2 separate regions of the Homo sapiens genome follow, and region 2 is linked to region 1. A link is an interaction called in ENCODE POLR2A ChIA-PET data of the cell type or tissue named here. Cell type or tissue: CD4-positive, alpha-beta T cell. All regions are shown on one strand. Each heading gives the region's core, and the rest is flanking DNA. Links, peaks and the distances in the headings are about the cores only. Region 1 has its middle 9.8 kb from the start of C16orf54. Region 2 has its middle 91 kb from the start of LAT.

Region 1 (8,059 bases), core at 1,275-5,274:
CCCCGTCTCTACTAAAAATACAAAAATTAGCTGGGCGTCGTGGGGGGGCCTATAATCCCAGCTATTTGGGAGGCTGAGGCAGGAGAATCACTTGAACCCAGGAGGCAGAGGTTGCAGTGAGCTGAGATCGCACCACTGTACTCCAGCCTGGGGACAGAGGGAGACTCCATCTCAAAAAAAAAGGCCAGGTGAGGTGGCTCACGCCTGTAATCCCAGCATTTTGGGAGGCCAAGGCAGGGGGATCATGAGGTCAGGAGTTCGAGACCAGCCTGGCCAACATGGTGAAACCCGGTCTCTACTAAAAATACAAAAATTAGCTGGGCGTGGTGGCTCACACCTGTAATCCCAGCTACTCAGGAGACTGAGGCAGGAGAATTGCTTAAACCCGGGAGGCAGAGGTTGCAGTGAGCCGAGATCATGCCACTGCACTCCAGCCTGGGCAAGCAAGACTCCATCTCAGGAAAAAAAAAAATATGTATATATTGTAGAGATAGGGTCTTGCTATGTTGTCCAGGCTGGTCTTCAACTCCTGGGCTCAAGCAATCCTCCCATTTCAGCCTCCTGAGTAGGTGGGACTACAGGTACATGCCACCATGCCCAGCTAATATTCTTTCTCTGCCTTTCTTTCTTTCTTTCTTTCTTTCTTTCTTTCTTTTCTTCCTTCCTTCCTTCCTTCCTTCCTTCCTTCCTTCCTTCCTTCCTTCCTTCCTTCCTCTCTCACTCTCTTTCTCCTTTTGGGGTCTCATGTTGTCACCCAGGCTGGAGTACAATGGCATGATTATAGCTCACTGTAGCCTCAAACTCCTGGGCTGAAGGGATCCTCCTAGTTCAGCCTCCTGAGTAGCTGGGACCATAGGTGCACACCACCACACTCAGGTAATTTAAAAAAAAAATTTTTTTTTTTAAAGATGGGGTCTCACTATGTTGCCCAGGCTGGTCTCAAACTCCTGGCCTCAAGTGATCCTCCCACCACAGCCGCCCAAAGTGCTGGGATTACAGGCGTGAGCCACTGTGCCTGGCATTGTTGTTGATCTTTGTTCCTTTACCTCCCTGAATACACACATTGTTTGCTATAGCATATGTATTCCCATTGCACTATTCCCAAATAAACATCATTTTCTTTTAAAGACCCTCTGTTATTAGGTAGATATACATGGTATATCTATATATAGAAATGGTACCTGAAAAAATCACTATTAGAAGGAATTGATGATTTTTTTTTTTTTTTTTGAGATGGAGTCTCGCTCTGTCACCCAGGCTGGAGTGCAGTGGTACGATCTCAGCTCTCTGCCACCTCCGTCTCCCAGGATCAAGCAATTCTCCTACCTCAGCCTCCTGAGTAGCTGGCATTACAGGCGCCCGCCACCATGTCCAGCTAATTTTTGCGTTTTTAGTAGAGACAGGGTTTCACCACATTGGCCAGGCTGGTCTCAAACTCCTAACCTCAGGTGATCTGCCTGCCTCAGCCTCCCAAGAATCGATGATTCTTAGAACTGGCATGCAGCACTCACTGAAGGCTGTGAGCTCTCTGCTTCCACAACAGGCCTGTTCTGCCCTGCTGAGTCTTCTCTCAGGCTGAGCCTCCCTCTTTTTTTTTTTTTTTAACGGAGTTTTACTGTTTTTGCCCAGGCTGGAGTGCAATGATGCAATCTCGGCTCACTGCAACCTTTGGTCTGCATGGCCAGTTTGGATTAAAATTTTTGTGAACACTCTTATCTTGGTTTCTTTGGATTTGGTTTGACTCTTTTCTCTTGCTTATTTCTAAAAATCTCCCAAGAGCAAAAATAAACATTCCAACCAGTGGGTGGAGGATGGCTAACATAAGCCACTAGGGTGGTTCCTGCTGTCTAAAACACCAGACTAAACTCCTAATATCCCATAAATTACAGCATGTATAGGGTGGTCTTTGCTCTCAAGTGATGAATAAGAAATGGAATGGGGATGGTGTGGTGGCTCACACTTGTGATCCCAGCCCTTTGGGAGGCCGAGGCAGGTGGATCATATGAGGCCAGGAGCTCGAGACCAGCCTGGCCAACATGGTGAAACCCCATCTCTACTAAAAAATACCAAAACAAAAAAAATAATTTAGCTGGGCATGGTGGCAGGCACCTGTAATCCCAACTACTCGTGATGCTGAGGTAGAAGAATCACTTGAATCCTGGAGGCAGAGGTTGCAGTGGGCCGAGATCGCACCACTGCACTCCAGCCTGGGCGACAGAGCAAGACACTGTCTCAAAAAAAAAAAACAAGATAAAGAAATGGAATGGGATTCTCAAACATGAAGGCGTACCAGGATTTCTGGTTTTTGTTGTTGTTGTTGTTGTTTTGGTTTTTTTTTTGAGACAGAGTTTCACTCTTGTTGCCCAGGCTGGAGTGTAATAGTGCCACCTTGGCTCACCGCAACCTCCGCCTCCCAGGTTCAAGTGATTCTCCTGCCTCAGCCTTCAGAGTAGCTGGGATAACAGGCATGCACCACCACACCCGGCTAATTTTGTATTTTTAGTAAAGACAGGGCTTCGCCACGTTGTCCAGGCTACTCTCGAACTCCTGACCTCAGGTGATCCACCCGCCTCGGATTCCCAAAGTGCTGGGATTACAGGCTTAAGCCACCACACCTGGCCAATGCAAGGATTTCTAGGACTCCACCAGCTACATATTATGGCTCATTCTTGTGCACATTTTAAAACTGATGAGCAAAATTACATCAAGGAAAATTCAGAGCTCAAATGGTCATTATTCATAAAACCTACAACTATAGAGTTAGCATGGAGAGACTTCTAAGTTCTCTTTCTCTCCTTTTTTTTTTTCTGCCTGCTTTGAATCTGCTAACTTTTCCCCTGGTGTTGAGATAACACTTACTGCTTATGGCATTCAAGTCAAGATTAAACAAAAGTCTTAAAGGGCTTTCAAATTACAACTCCATGGTAACCAACAACCTAGACAACTTTTTTTTTAAAGACAGTATCTTGCTATGTTGCACAGGCTGGAGTACAGTGGCATGATTGTAGCTCACTGTGACCTCAAACTCCTGGGCTACAGCAATCCTGCTGCCTCAGACTCTGGAGTAGCTAGTACTAACAGGTGCACAATATTCAGACCAGTTAGTCCTTTTCTTTTTTTTTTCTTTTTTTTTTTTTTTTTGAAAGAGAGTCTCGCTCTGCCACCAGGCTGTAGTGCAGTGGTGTGATCTCGGCTCACTGCAACCTCCGCCTCCCTGGTTCAAGCGATTCTCATATCTCAGCTTCTCGAGTAGCTGGGATTACAGGCACCTGCCACCACACCCAGATAATTTTTGTAGTTTTAGTAGAGATGGGGTTTCACCATGTTGGCCAGGATGGTCTCGATCTCCTGACCTCATGATCTGCCCACCTTGACCTCCCAAAGTGCTGGGATTACGGGCGTGACAGCTAGCCATGTTTTAAAAACATAAAATTAGGTTTGCCTAACAATTGCTTAGAGTGATGAAACACTTAATTGAAAAAGTAATAATCTAAAGAAAAAGGCTAGGTGTGGTGGCTCACGCCTGTAATGCCAGCACTTTGTGAGGCCAAGGCAGGCGGATCACTTGAGGTCAGGAGTTGGAGACCAGCCTGCCCAACATGGCGAAACCCCGTCACTACTAAAAATACAAAAATTAGCCAGGTGTGGTGGTGCATGTCTATAGTCCCAGCTACTCAGGAGGCAGAGATGAGAGAATTGCTTGAACCCAGGAGGTGGAGGTTGCAGTGAGCCAAGATCACGCCAACGCACCCTGGCCTGGGTGACAGAGCAAGACTCCATCTCAAAAAAAAAAAAAAAAAAAAAAAAAAAAAAAAGAAGAAAGAAAGCGAGAAAGGAAGAAAGAAAAATAACTAGACAAATGTTTATAAGGCCAGGCGCGGTGCCTCACGCCTGTAATCCCAGCACTTTGGGAGGCTGAGGCGGGCGGATCACGAGGTCAAGAGTTCGAGACCGGGGCCGGGCACGGTGGCTCACACCTGTAATCCCAGCACTTTGGGAGGCCGAGATGGGTGGATCACGAGGTCAGGAGATCGAGACCATCCTGGCTAACACGGTGAAACCCCGTCTCTACTAAAAATACAAAAATTAGCCGGGCATGGTGGTGCGCGCCTGTAGTCCCAGCTACGCGGGAGGCTGAGGCAGGAGAATGGCGTGAACCCGGGAGGCGGAGCTTGCAGTGAGTCGAGATCGCACCACTGCACTCCAGCCTGGGCGACAGAGCGAAACTCCGTCTCAAAAAAAAAAAAAAAAAAAAAAAAAAAAAAAAAAAAACAGTTCGAGACCAGCCTGGCCAATATGGTGAAACCCCGTCTCTACTAAAAATATAAAAAATTAGCCAGGCGCAGTGGCACGTGCCTGTTGTCCCAATTACTCAGGAGGCTGAAGCAGGAGAATCTCTTGAACCTGGGAAGTGGAGCTTGCAGCGAGCCAAGATCACGCCACTGCACTCCACCCTGTGCAACAGAGCAAGACTCCGTCTCAAATAAAATAAAATAAAATAAAACACCAAAAAAAAGGTCTATAAAAGTTAGACTCTCTTAGATCAAAGAAGTTGAAACCTTGAGCTCAGAGCAATAATGTAAGGTATCTCTGTCCAGCATAAAAATGTTGCTTTTTCTGTCACACAGAGGCCAAAAGGCAAAAACAAAAACAAAATAAAAAAAACACCTGCTAAAGTTCTTTCCTGCCCACATTTGCAAATCAAACCAGATCAGCAAACAAAACATAGACGTGTTACTAGTTCCAGGGCACTTAGATATTTTGTATTTCTTATACAATTTAGCCAATCCTGGCTAAAATGTAAACAATTGAAAATTTAACCCTAAACTCATTTGAAACTGATAAAAAACAGTTTTTTGAGACAGTCTCACTCTCATGCCCAGGCTGGAGTGCACTGGCACAAACACAGCTCAACCTCCTGAGCTCAAGCAGTTTTCCTGCCTCGACCTCCCCAGTTGAATCCTGAGCTGGGACTACAGGCATGCACCACTATGCCCAGGTAATTTTCTCATTTTTTGTACAGATGAGGTCTCACTTTGTTGCCCAGTCTGGTCTTGAGCTCATGGGTTTAAGCAATCCTCCCACACCGGCCTCCCAAAGTGCTGGGGTTACAGGCACCAGCCACCTCAATCAGCCGAAACTGAAAAAAAAATTTTTTTTCTTTCTTTTTTTTTTTTTTGAGGTAGAGTCTCGCTCTGTCGGCCAGGCTGAAGTGCAGTGGCATGATCTCAGCTCACAGCAACCTCCGTCTCCCAGGCTCAAGCAATTCTGCCTCAGCCTCCCGAGTAGCTGGGATTACAGGCACACGTGGGCCACCACACTTGGCTACTTTTTTGTATTTTTTTTAGTAGAGATGGAGTTTCACTATGAGCCAGGATGATCTCGATCTCCTGACCTCGTGATCCGCCCACCTTGGCCTCCCAAAGTGCTGGGATTACAGGCATGAGCCACCGTGCCCTGCCGTAAATCTTTAATCTTTAATAAATAAGCTGGTTTTAAAACTATTGGTAAAATAGGCTAGGCTTGGTGGCTCACACCTGTAATCCCAGCACTTTGGAAGGGTGAGGTGGGTGGATCACCTGAGGTCAGGAGTTTGAGATCAGCCTGGCCAACATGAGGAAACCTTGTCTCTACTAAAAATACAAAAAAGGTAGCTGGGTGTGGAGGCAAGTGCCTGTAATCCCAGCTACTTGGGAGGCTGAGGCAGGAGAATTGTTTGAACCCAGGACGCAGAGGTTGCAGTGAGCTGAGATCATGCCACTGCACTCCAGCTGGCGTGACCAAGGAAAACTCTCTTTAAAAAAAAAAAAAAAAAAAAAAAAAAGACAAAGAAAAAAAGTATTGGTAAAATAAAAATAGAAATGTCTTCAGAATTATCAGCATACATTTTTGCTTGGGTTTACTGGCCAGACAGTTTTATATTTATCTCTACTAGATGTTTTAAGGTGTCAGGGTCTGACACAAGGGTTATAAGACTACAAATCCAGTTTTAAACAAAATGATCTGTGTTTGTATAATTTTTTGTTGTTGTTAGAGACAGGGTCTTGCTCTGCTGTCCAGGTAGCATGATATAACTCACTGTAACCTCGAACTCCTGGGCTCAAGTGATCCTCTGCCTCAGCCTCTTGAGTAGCTAGGACTACAGGCACATGGAACCATGCCCAGCTAATTTTTTTTTTTTTTTGGTAGAGATGGAGTCTCACTGTGTTGCCCAGGCTGGTCTTGAACTACTATCTTCAAGCAATCCTCCTGCCTCCCAAAGTGTTTAGATTAGGCTAGGTATGGTGGCTTATGCCTATAATCCCAGAACTTCAGGACACCGAGGTGGGAGGTCTGCTCCAGGCCAGGAGTTTGAGACCAGCCTGGGGAACACAGCAAGACCCCATCTCTATTTAAATTAAAATGGCCGGGCGCAGTGGCTCACACCTGTAATCCCAGCACTTTGGGAGGCCGAGGCGGGCAGATCACCTGAGGTCAGGAGTTGGAGAGCAGCCTGACCAACATGGCAAAACCCCATCTCTACCAAAAATACAAAAATTAGCTGGGCATGGTGACGGGCACCTGTAATCCCAGCTACTTGGGAGGCTGAAGCAGGAGAATCGCCTGAACCTGGAAGGCAGAGGTTGTAGTGAACCGAGATCATGCCATTGCACTCCAGCCTGGGCAACAGAGCAAGACTCCGTCTCAAAAAAAAAAAAAAATAGCCAGGCATGGTGGTGCGCACCTGTAATCCCAGCTACTCAGGAGGCTGAGGCAGGAGAATCATTTGAACCCAGGAGGTGGAGGTTGCAGTGAGCTGAGATCAAGCCACTGCCCTCCAGCCTGGGCAACAGAGTGAGACTCTGTCTAAAAACAAATTTTTTTAAATTAATTAAAAGAAAAAGTGACGCAGGGCATGGTGGCTCATGCCTGTAATCCCAGCACTTTGGGAGGCTGAAGGGGGTGGATCACCAGGTCAGGAGTTTGAGACCAACATAGTGAAACCCCATCTCTACTAAAAATACAAAAATTAGCCAGGCATGGTGGCACACACCTGTAATCCTAGCTACTCGGGAGGCTGAGGCAGGAGAATTGCTTGAACCTGGGAGGCGGAGGTTGCAGTGAGCTGAGATCATGCCACTGCACTCCAGCCTGGGTGACAGAGTGAGACTCCGTCTCAAAAAAAAAAAAAAAAAAAAAAAAAGAAAAAGAAAAAGTGTTGCTAGGCACAGTAGCTCACGCCTGTAATATCAGCACTTTGAGAGGCTGAGGCGGATGGATCATGAGGTCAGGAGTTTGAGACCAGCCCAGCCAACATGGTGAAACTCTGTCTAAAGATAAAAAAAAAAAAAAAAAAAATAGCCGGGCGTGGTGGTGCATGCCTGTAATCCCAGCCACTCGGGAGGCTGATGCAGGAGAATTACTTGAACCTGGGAGGCGGAGGTTGCAGTGAGCCGAGATTGTGCCATTGCCCTCCAGCCTGGGCAACAGGGCAAGACTCCGTCTCAAAAAAAAAAGAAAAAAGAAAAAGAAAAAGTGTGATTATTGCGATTACAGATCTGAGCCACCACGCCCAGCCTGTGTAATTTTTGATAAGTAATACTAATTTAATATTTTTCATTTAGTAAAAACATCTATATCGGCCGGGCATGGTGGTTTAGTAATCGCAGCACTTTGGGAGGCCGACGTGGGTGGATCACCTGAGGTCAGGAGTTCAAGACTAGCCTGGACAACATAGTGAAACCCCGTCTCTACTAAAAATACAAAAATTAGCCAGGTGTGGTGGCAGGAGCCTGTAGTCCCAGCTACTCGGGGGGCTGAGGCAGGAGAATCGCTTGAACCTGGAGGCAGAGGTTGCAGTGAGCCGAGACTACACTACTGCACTCCAGCCTAGGAGACAGAGCGAGATTCCACCTCAAAAAAAAAAAAAAAAAAAACTGTATCTCCTGAGTTATCAAGAAATTACTCATATGTTTAAGCTTCTTACTTAGGTGAATACCTGATTGTCACAGGCTATAAAAATGATTAACAGGGAAGTAACTTGAAATAATGACTATCCTTGCCTAATATCTCAGTTTTC
Region 2 (8,059 bases), core at 2,444-6,443, 680 kb after region 1:
TAATCAACACCAAATTTAAGATCAAGAACCTATCGAGAGATACTAGAGCTTAAAGGATCACTGGCCGGGTGTGGTGGCTCACACCTCTAATCCTAGCACTTTGGGAGTCCAAGGCGGGCGGATCACGAGGTCAGAAGATCGAGACCATCCTGGCTAACATGGTGAAACCCCATCTCTACTAAAAATACAAAAAATTAGCTGGGGGTGGTGGCGGGCACGTGTAGTCCCAGCTACTCGGGAGGCTGAGGTAGGAGAATCACTTGAACCCAGGAGGTGGAGCTTGCAGTGAGCCAAGATTGTGCCATTGCACTTCAGCCTGGGCGACAGAGCAAAAAAAAAAAAAAAAAAAAGAGAGAGAGATTAAAGGATCAGAAGACAGGAGGATCAGAAACACTGAAGTTTTAAGAAGTGGGTGGCCAACAGTGTCGGCTGATACAAGGAATACAAGGCTTAAAAAAGTAAGTCCACTGAGGCTGGGCTCAGTGGCTCACACTTGTAATCCCAGCACTTTGGGAGGCCGAGGCGGGCAGGTCACCTGAGGTCAGGAGTTCAAGACCAGCCTGGCCAACATGGTGAAACCCCGTTTCTACTAAAAATAAAAAAATTAACCAGGCATGGTGGCGGGTGCCTGTAATCTCAGCTATTTGGGAGGCTGAGGCAGGAGAATTGCTTGAACCCAGGAGGCAAAGGTTGCAGTGAGCCCAGATCACACCACTGCACTCCAGCCTGGGTGACAAGAAGGAGACTTTGTCTCAAAAAAGTCCACTGAAATCAGCATGTAAAAAAAAAACATGGGTAACCTGTCAGGGTAATTACTACAGTGATAAGAACAGTGGACTTAAATGTGAGTGAGAAATGATACAGCGCAGTCAGCTGGAACAAAAACAACAGATGACAATTACTGCCCTTACTTTGAGTCAGAGACTGTTCTAAGTGCTTCTTGCATATTAGCTCATTGAATCCTTGTTAAGTATTTCCATGTTTAAAGCCAGGCACAGTGGCATGCACCTATAGTCCCAGCTTTTTAGAAGGCTGAAGAGAAAGGATCATTTGAGGCCAGGAGTTCAAGGCTGTAGGGCAATATGATCACACCTGTGAATAGCTAGAGCAACACAGCAAGACCACATCTCTTAAAAAACAAAACACTCCATATTTTTTAAATCTCTATTGTTTTCTTGGTTTCACACAGTGGAAAATAGAGGCAGAGAGGTTAAAACAATTTGCTCAAGATCACACACTGGATAATAAAATTGGAATTTCATTCCAGGCAATCTAACTACCACTGCCATGGTAATAAACCATTCTCTTCAAAACTGGGCAGTAAAGGAAGAATGGTGAAACAAAATGTATTAAGGTTTTACTACATGATAGGTGTATCTCGAACCTGGAAATGCTGAAACAGTGGTTTTTTTTTTTTTTTTTGGTTTGTTTTAGCTTTAAAGAGACAAAAGAGTTGCATGCAGCATGGAGGAAAGAGGTAGTAATCTAATAGAAAGGAAGCATTAGAGCAGGGTTTCCCAGCCTCAACACTGTTGTCATTTGGGGCTGGATCACTCTTGGTTATGGGAGGCTGCCCTGTGCACTGTGAGATGTTTAGCAGCATCTCTGTCATTCACCCACTAAATGCCAGTAGCACCCTTTCCTCCCAATTGTGACAAAAATATCTGCAGCCATCACCAAATGTCTTCTAGGGGGTAAAACTGTCCCTGGTTGAGAACCACCAGATTAAAGTAAGGGAGGACCATGGAGAGAGCAAGTTCTGCAGAACAGAATGGGACCCAAAGAGCAAACTATGTCTGTATAAAGTGGCAATAATTTTGCTAATGATCAAACACAAAATTAATTACCTTTATGTCTGGATCTAACAGCTGGTTCTTCAACAACTCAAAGTCATTTGTTTCACCCTTAACAAGGAGGGGAAATAATTAAGTTATGCTTTTGTTTCCTGTTTAGTATCAACAGCAAGACTTTTAACCGTACTTTAACATCAGATGAAATTATAAAAGGAACACTAACTTTCACATGTCAATTGCGGATTATAAAATCATGACTACAAAAATTTAAACACTCATGTTAGTGCAGCCAGAGGGCTTGGAAAAAGGAAAATGATAAACTACATTTAGCTATACTTCTGTATTGACATTTGAATATAATAGTTGATACTCCTGCGAATTCTCAAAAAGCATGAGGGAAAAAAAACAGCCAGCTATAATGATCTAATTCAGGAGGATCTAAAAAAGTATTTACTCAAATATGGATACAAATGGATATTACATATAAACATACGGTTACTTAACATTTTCCCTCTACTGCTGAGATATAGTAGAAATGCTTCTAACCTACCACAAAAACAAAAATCCCTATTCAGAGAACCGGTTTACTGTCCCAAAGTAATGCTTAGGTAAGTTCCTCAAAAAATAAAATGCTGTAGGCCAGGCATGGTGGCTCACGTCTGTAATCTCAGCACTTTGGGAGGCCAAGGCGGGTGGATTACAAGCTCAGGAGTTCGAGACCAGCCTGGCCAACATGGTGAAACCCCGTCTCTATTAAAAAAATTAAAAAATTAGCCAGGTGTGGTGGTGCATGCCTGTAACCCTAGCTATTCAGAAGACTGAGGCAGGAGAATTGCTTGAACCTGGGAGGTGGAGGATGCAGTGAGCCGAGGTCACGCCACTGCACTCCAGCCTGGGTGACAGAGGAAGACTCCAGCACAAATAAATAAATAAATAAAATGCTGTAATTGTTTTTAATTCTAGCACTTGCTGAAGTTAAAAGATGCTTTGTAAATAAAGCATTTGAAGAGGTGAAACCTCAGTAAAGACATTATTACTCTCTCATTATTACCTGTGAAATGGGCCAAGGTGGGGGAAAAAAAAGGACACTATTACTCTAATTTTGCACTGATGGCATCATGCTATTATTAAATATTTGATTTCAACTGGTATCTTAATTAATCTTGCTATTTCTATTGGTCTTTAGTATAACAGCAATAGTTGTATTCTGACCTGACCAAAAGCAAACCTCACACATTATCTCCTCTTACCGTTTTGTACTTCAGCAAGACTTCTGTCACAGTTCCACCAAACTGAACAGTTTTTCTTGGGGGAGAATTGAAAAAATCATTCTCTAATGCACGCATATTTGAAATCCTGTGGAACCAAGATTAACAAGCTATTAAGTTCATGAAAATAATAAAAATTATAATAGCCAACCTTTATTGAACCAACATAATTCAGTGGAACTATTGTTAAGGCCTCTTTACTGGTCTCCCTGCTTCCACTCTTAATCAACAATCCCTCCTTTGCTCAGCAACCAATAACTGTCTTCCCACTGCACTTACAGTAAAAATCCAAATCTCTCAGTGTGGTCTTTAAGATCCTACATTAATCTGGCCCCTGCCTACCTCTCTCACCTCATCTCCAACAACTTGTTTTACTACAGCCATCATGTCTTTTCTGCTCTTCAAACAAGCCAAGCTGTTTCTCATTTCACTTACTGTTCACTCTATTGGAAATACTCTTTTCCCAAATCTCTATGTGGCTGGATTTTTTTTTTTTTTTGAGATGGAGTCTTGCTCTGCTGCCCAGGCTGGAGTGCAGTGGTGTGATCTCAGCTTAACTGCAACCTCCATCTCCCGGGTTCAAGCAATTCTCCTGCCTCAGCCTCCTGAGTAGCTGAGATTACAGGAGCCTGCCACCACGCCCGGCTAATTTTTGTATTTTCAGTAGAGACGAGGTTTCGCATGTTGGCCAGGCTGGTCTCGAACTCCTGACTTCAGGTGATCCGCCCACCTCAGCCTCCCAAAGTGCTGGGATTACAGGCGTGAGCAACCGTGCCCGGCCTAGATTTTTGTCTTCATTCAAATAGAAGCTCAAATGACAGATGTCTTCCCAATGAGAAATCTCAAACACTCCTTCTCTCCCTTCTCCCTCCCCCATTACCTTGTTGTATAACTGAAATCATCGTGTTCGTTTATTTATTGGCCTATGTACTGCCTTCCCCCCAATATGCTGTAAGCTCTGTAGAAAGCAGGGACATTAGTGTCTTTGGATAAACCACTGTCGCCAGTGTTTAACACAGTAAGCAGGAGCTCGATAAACATTATGAATCATATTACGCTAATTGTTTTACAAGGTTTGCTTCACTTACACGTAGTAAATTAATGAAAAAACATAGCATCCTAATGACTCTGAAAGTTAAACGCCAAGAGTGCTATGGGGTTAGGGATTTTAAAAGTGGAGCAAAATAAAGACTGCTAAACAAATACGTGTGTCGAAACAAATTTCAAACAAAAAAGATGTAATATTCAATTTGCCATGAGTGACAACGTTCGGCTGATAACCCACATAGCCCAGGGAAATCCCTTCCAAATTTGGACGAAGAAGAGGGAAGGAAGAGGGGTCAAGGCGCAGAAGGCAGTACCCAGGCCTGGGAAATCACGAAGAGACACAGTCGGGAAAGGGGGCCTCCAGAACAGAGAACATACTCACTTTTCCAGGCCCCACCCATGTCTATTACCCAGTTAGGAGGAATGAGCTCATTTCTGTGAACGTGAGATGACCCTCGACCCCGTGCTCCTATCACACGCCATTAGCTTTGCCCCACATCCTTTCAATCTGCTCCTCTAAGAGCGGTCCTGAGCTTTGGTCCCAGACGCACAGAAGGAAGCGGCCTGAATCTTACCCAGTCCTCGACGCGCCCAGCATCTTGACTGCAGAGGGCGAAGCGGCCGCATCTCCCGGCAAACGCGTGTGAAGCAGCGGTGCCGCCATTGGGCCGAACTAACGCGACCGCTGCGCCTCAGGCCGGATGCCCAGCTCCTTCCAGCCACAGCCTCTGTCCCGGAAGTTGCGCGTGCCAGCGCAACCTTCAGACAATCAGGGGCCCCGTGAGCCACCGCACCCGGCCAAACTTAAATTTTTAAAAGAGGAACAGAAGTCAGCCAGACCAACAAAAGAGCGACTGGTGTTCCAAGCATAGGAAACAGAGGAAACAGAGGCCAAAACCTCGGGACTGTGGAGGATGTAGAGGGAGAGCAGGGGCTGCCCCTACTCTCAGGGAGGGGGAAAGGTTGCAACTTTGGAAACTGTACAGGCCTATCAAAAATACAAAAATATCCAGCCTGGGTGACACGGTGAAACTCCATCTCTACAAAAAACTTAAAAAATAAAAATAATAAAAATTATCTGGGTGTGATGGCACATACCTGTAGTCCCAGCTACTCGGGAGGCTGAGGATTGCTTGAGCCTGGGAGATAGCACCACTGCACTCCTGCTTGGGCAACAGAGTGAGACCCTGTCTCGAAATAAATAAATAAATTTTTTTAAATGCATATGTATGGGCCCGGCGCAGTGGCTCATGCCTGTTATCCCAACACTTTGGGAGGCCGAGGCAAGTGGATCACCTGAGGCCAGAAGTTTGAGACCAGCCTGGCCAACATGACAAAACCCTGTCTCTACTAAAAATACAAAATTAGCCAGACATGGTGGCAGTGCCTGTAATCCCAGCTACTTGGGAGGCCAAGGCAGGAGAATAGCTTGAACCCAGGAGGCAGAGGTTGCAATGAGCCAAGATTGTGCCATTGCACTCCAGCCTGGGTGAGGAGTGAAACTGTGTCTCAAAAAAAAAAAAAAAAAAGGGTGTGTGTGTGTGTGTGTGTGTGTGTGTGTGTGTGTGTTTATATGTATCTCTCTCCAGGAGTTCAAGACCAGCCTGGGCAACATATGATGGTGCATACCTGTAGTCCCAGCTACTTGAAAACTGAGGAGGGAGGATCGCTTGAGCCCTGGAGGTCAAGGCCGCAGTGAGCTGTGATTGCACCCCTGCACTCCAGCCTAGACAACAGATCTAGACCCTATTTCACAAAATAAAATACAGCAATTTGGTTTTTATGTTTTTTGTGTTTTTTTTGAGACAGAGTCTCGCTCTGTCACCCAGGCTGGAGTACAGTGTCGTGATCTCGGCTCACTGCATCCTCTGATTCCCAGGTTCAAGCGATTCTTGTGCCTCACCCTCCCCAGTAGCTAGGATTACGGGCATGCACCACCATGCCCTGCTAATTTTTGTATTTTTAGTAGAGACAGGGTTTCACCATGTTGGCCAGGCTGGTCTTGAACTCTTGACCTCAAGTGATCCACCCACCTTGGCATCCCAAAGTGCTGGGATTACAGGCATGAGCCACCACGCCCCGCCAGCAGTTTGTTAAACATAAACCATAGCTCTGTTTTGCAACAGTGTAAAATCAGTAACTGTCTTTCCTGAGTCTCTATTTGGTCCTTACTGAGTTCCTTGGGAATGTTGGACAGGAATCATCTGTGTCTCAAGGACAGAGGAAATAATTGCACCCTAGCTCACAAAGATACTTCAATACTTCAAGATAACGGTTTAAATGAGAATCTCTTCTTCACTTCCAAGGCAAAGCAAAGCAAAAACAAAAAGCAACAATAGCAAAACAGCAATTTGACAATTATCTGTTTTGTTTTGTTTTGGTTTGAGACAGGATCTCATTGTCTAGCCCAAGTTAGAGCGCAATGGCGCGATCACAGCTCGTTGCAGCCTCGGGCTCCTACAGCTTATGCAATCCTCTCACCTCAGCCTCCCAAACCCACACCACCAAGCCCAGCTAATTTTTTGTATTTTTGGTAAATACGAGGTCTCACTTTGTTGCCCAGGCTGGTCTTGAACCCCCGGCCCAAGTGATCCTCCCACCTTGGCCTCCCAAAGTGTGTCTCCCCACCTATACTCCCATTCTTTCCCTTAAAAAAAGTCTGAGTCTGGGTGCAGTGGCTCACACCTGTAATGCCAGAGCTTTGGGAGGCTGAGGCAGGAGGATAACTTGAAGCCAGGAGTTTGAGACCAGCCCAGGCAACACAGCCAGACTCCGTCTCTACAAATAACACTTTTAAAAAACTTACCCAGGATACCCAAAGGACTATAAATCGTGCTGTTTTAAAGACACATGCACACGTATGTTTATTGCGGCATTATTCACAATAGCAAAGACTTGGAACCAACCCAAATGTCCAACAATGATAGACTGCATTAAGAAAATGTGGCACATATATGCCATGGAATACTGTGCAGCCATAAAAAATGATGAGTTCACGTCCTTTGTAGGGACATGGATGAAATTGGAAATCATCATTCTCGGTAAACTATCGCAAGAACAAAAAACCAAACACTGCATATTCTCACTCATAGGTGGGAATTGAACAATGAGAACACATGGACACAGGAAGGGGAACATCACACTCTGGGGACTGTTGTGGGGTGGGGGGAGGGGGGAGGGGGGAGGGATAGCATTGGGAGATACACCTAATGCTAGATGACGAGTTAATGGGTGCAGCACACCAGCATGGCACATGTATACATATGTCACTAACCTGCACATTGTGCACATGTACCCTAAAACTTAAAGTATAATAATAATAAATAAAAAATAAAAAATAAAAAAACTTACCCAAGCATGGTGGCACATGCCTGTAGTTCCAATTATTTGGCAGACAGAGGTGGGAGAATCACTTGAACCCAGGAGTTGGAGGCTGCAGTGAGCTATGACTGCACCACGACACTCTCTGGCCTGGGTGACAAAGCAAAATCTCATCTCTTAAAAAAAAAAAAAAAGGGGAAAAAAGCTTGACATGTACAAAATAATATGTTAATGTAAGTTATAAGAACATAATGGGCCGGGCGCAGCGGCTCCCGCCTGTAATCCCAGCACTTTGGGAGGCCGAGGCAGGTGGATCACGAGGTCAGGAGATCGAGACCATCCTGGCTGACACGGTGAAACCCCGTCTCTACTAAAAATACAAAAAAAAAAAAAAAAAAAAAAAATTAGCCGGGCGTGGTGGCGGGCACCTGTAGTCCCAGCTACTTGGGAAGCTGAGGCAGGAGAATGGCATGAACCCGAGAGGTGGAGCTTGCAGTGAGCCGAGATCGCACCACTGCACCCCAGCCTGGGCAACAGAGTCAGACTCTGTCTCAAAAAAAAAAAAAAAAAAGAACATAATGAACACCTGTGAACATATCACCCAATTTAAGAAGCCGAACATTAACTAGG

Evidence for each region. Peaks named below come from ENCODE experiments on the same cell type or tissue, not always from the same donor. Only the 100,000 strongest peaks of a DNase experiment are listed, where the experiment ranks them.
Region 2: POLR2A ChIA-PET joins it to region 1 with 6 read pairs; 2 of 35 experiments call an interaction of 5 or more read pairs at or near these places.

What each region holds. Positions count from the first base shown.
Region 1 is chr16:29,751,763-29,759,821 of GRCh38, reverse strand. No RefSeq gene overlaps it. Among named protein-coding and RNA genes, the nearest start is that of C16orf54, 9.8 kb to the right of the region's middle. RefSeq lists enhancers at 4,676-4,735, 5,176-5,245 and a silencer at 5,426-5,475. In CD4-positive, alpha-beta T cell, for the core only: no CTCF peak of the experiment used is centred there; DNase peaks (open chromatin) are centred at 2,991 and 5,181; H3K4me3 peaks cover 442 bases.
Region 2 is chr16:29,071,746-29,079,804 of GRCh38, reverse strand. It overlaps the pseudogene RRN3P2. Among named protein-coding and RNA genes, the nearest start is that of LAT, 91 kb to the right of the region's middle. RefSeq lists an enhancer at 4,892-5,091. In CD4-positive, alpha-beta T cell, for the core only: no CTCF peak of the experiment used is centred there; a DNase peak (open chromatin) is centred at 4,684; H3K4me3 peaks cover 1,148 bases; H3K27ac peaks cover 1,105 bases.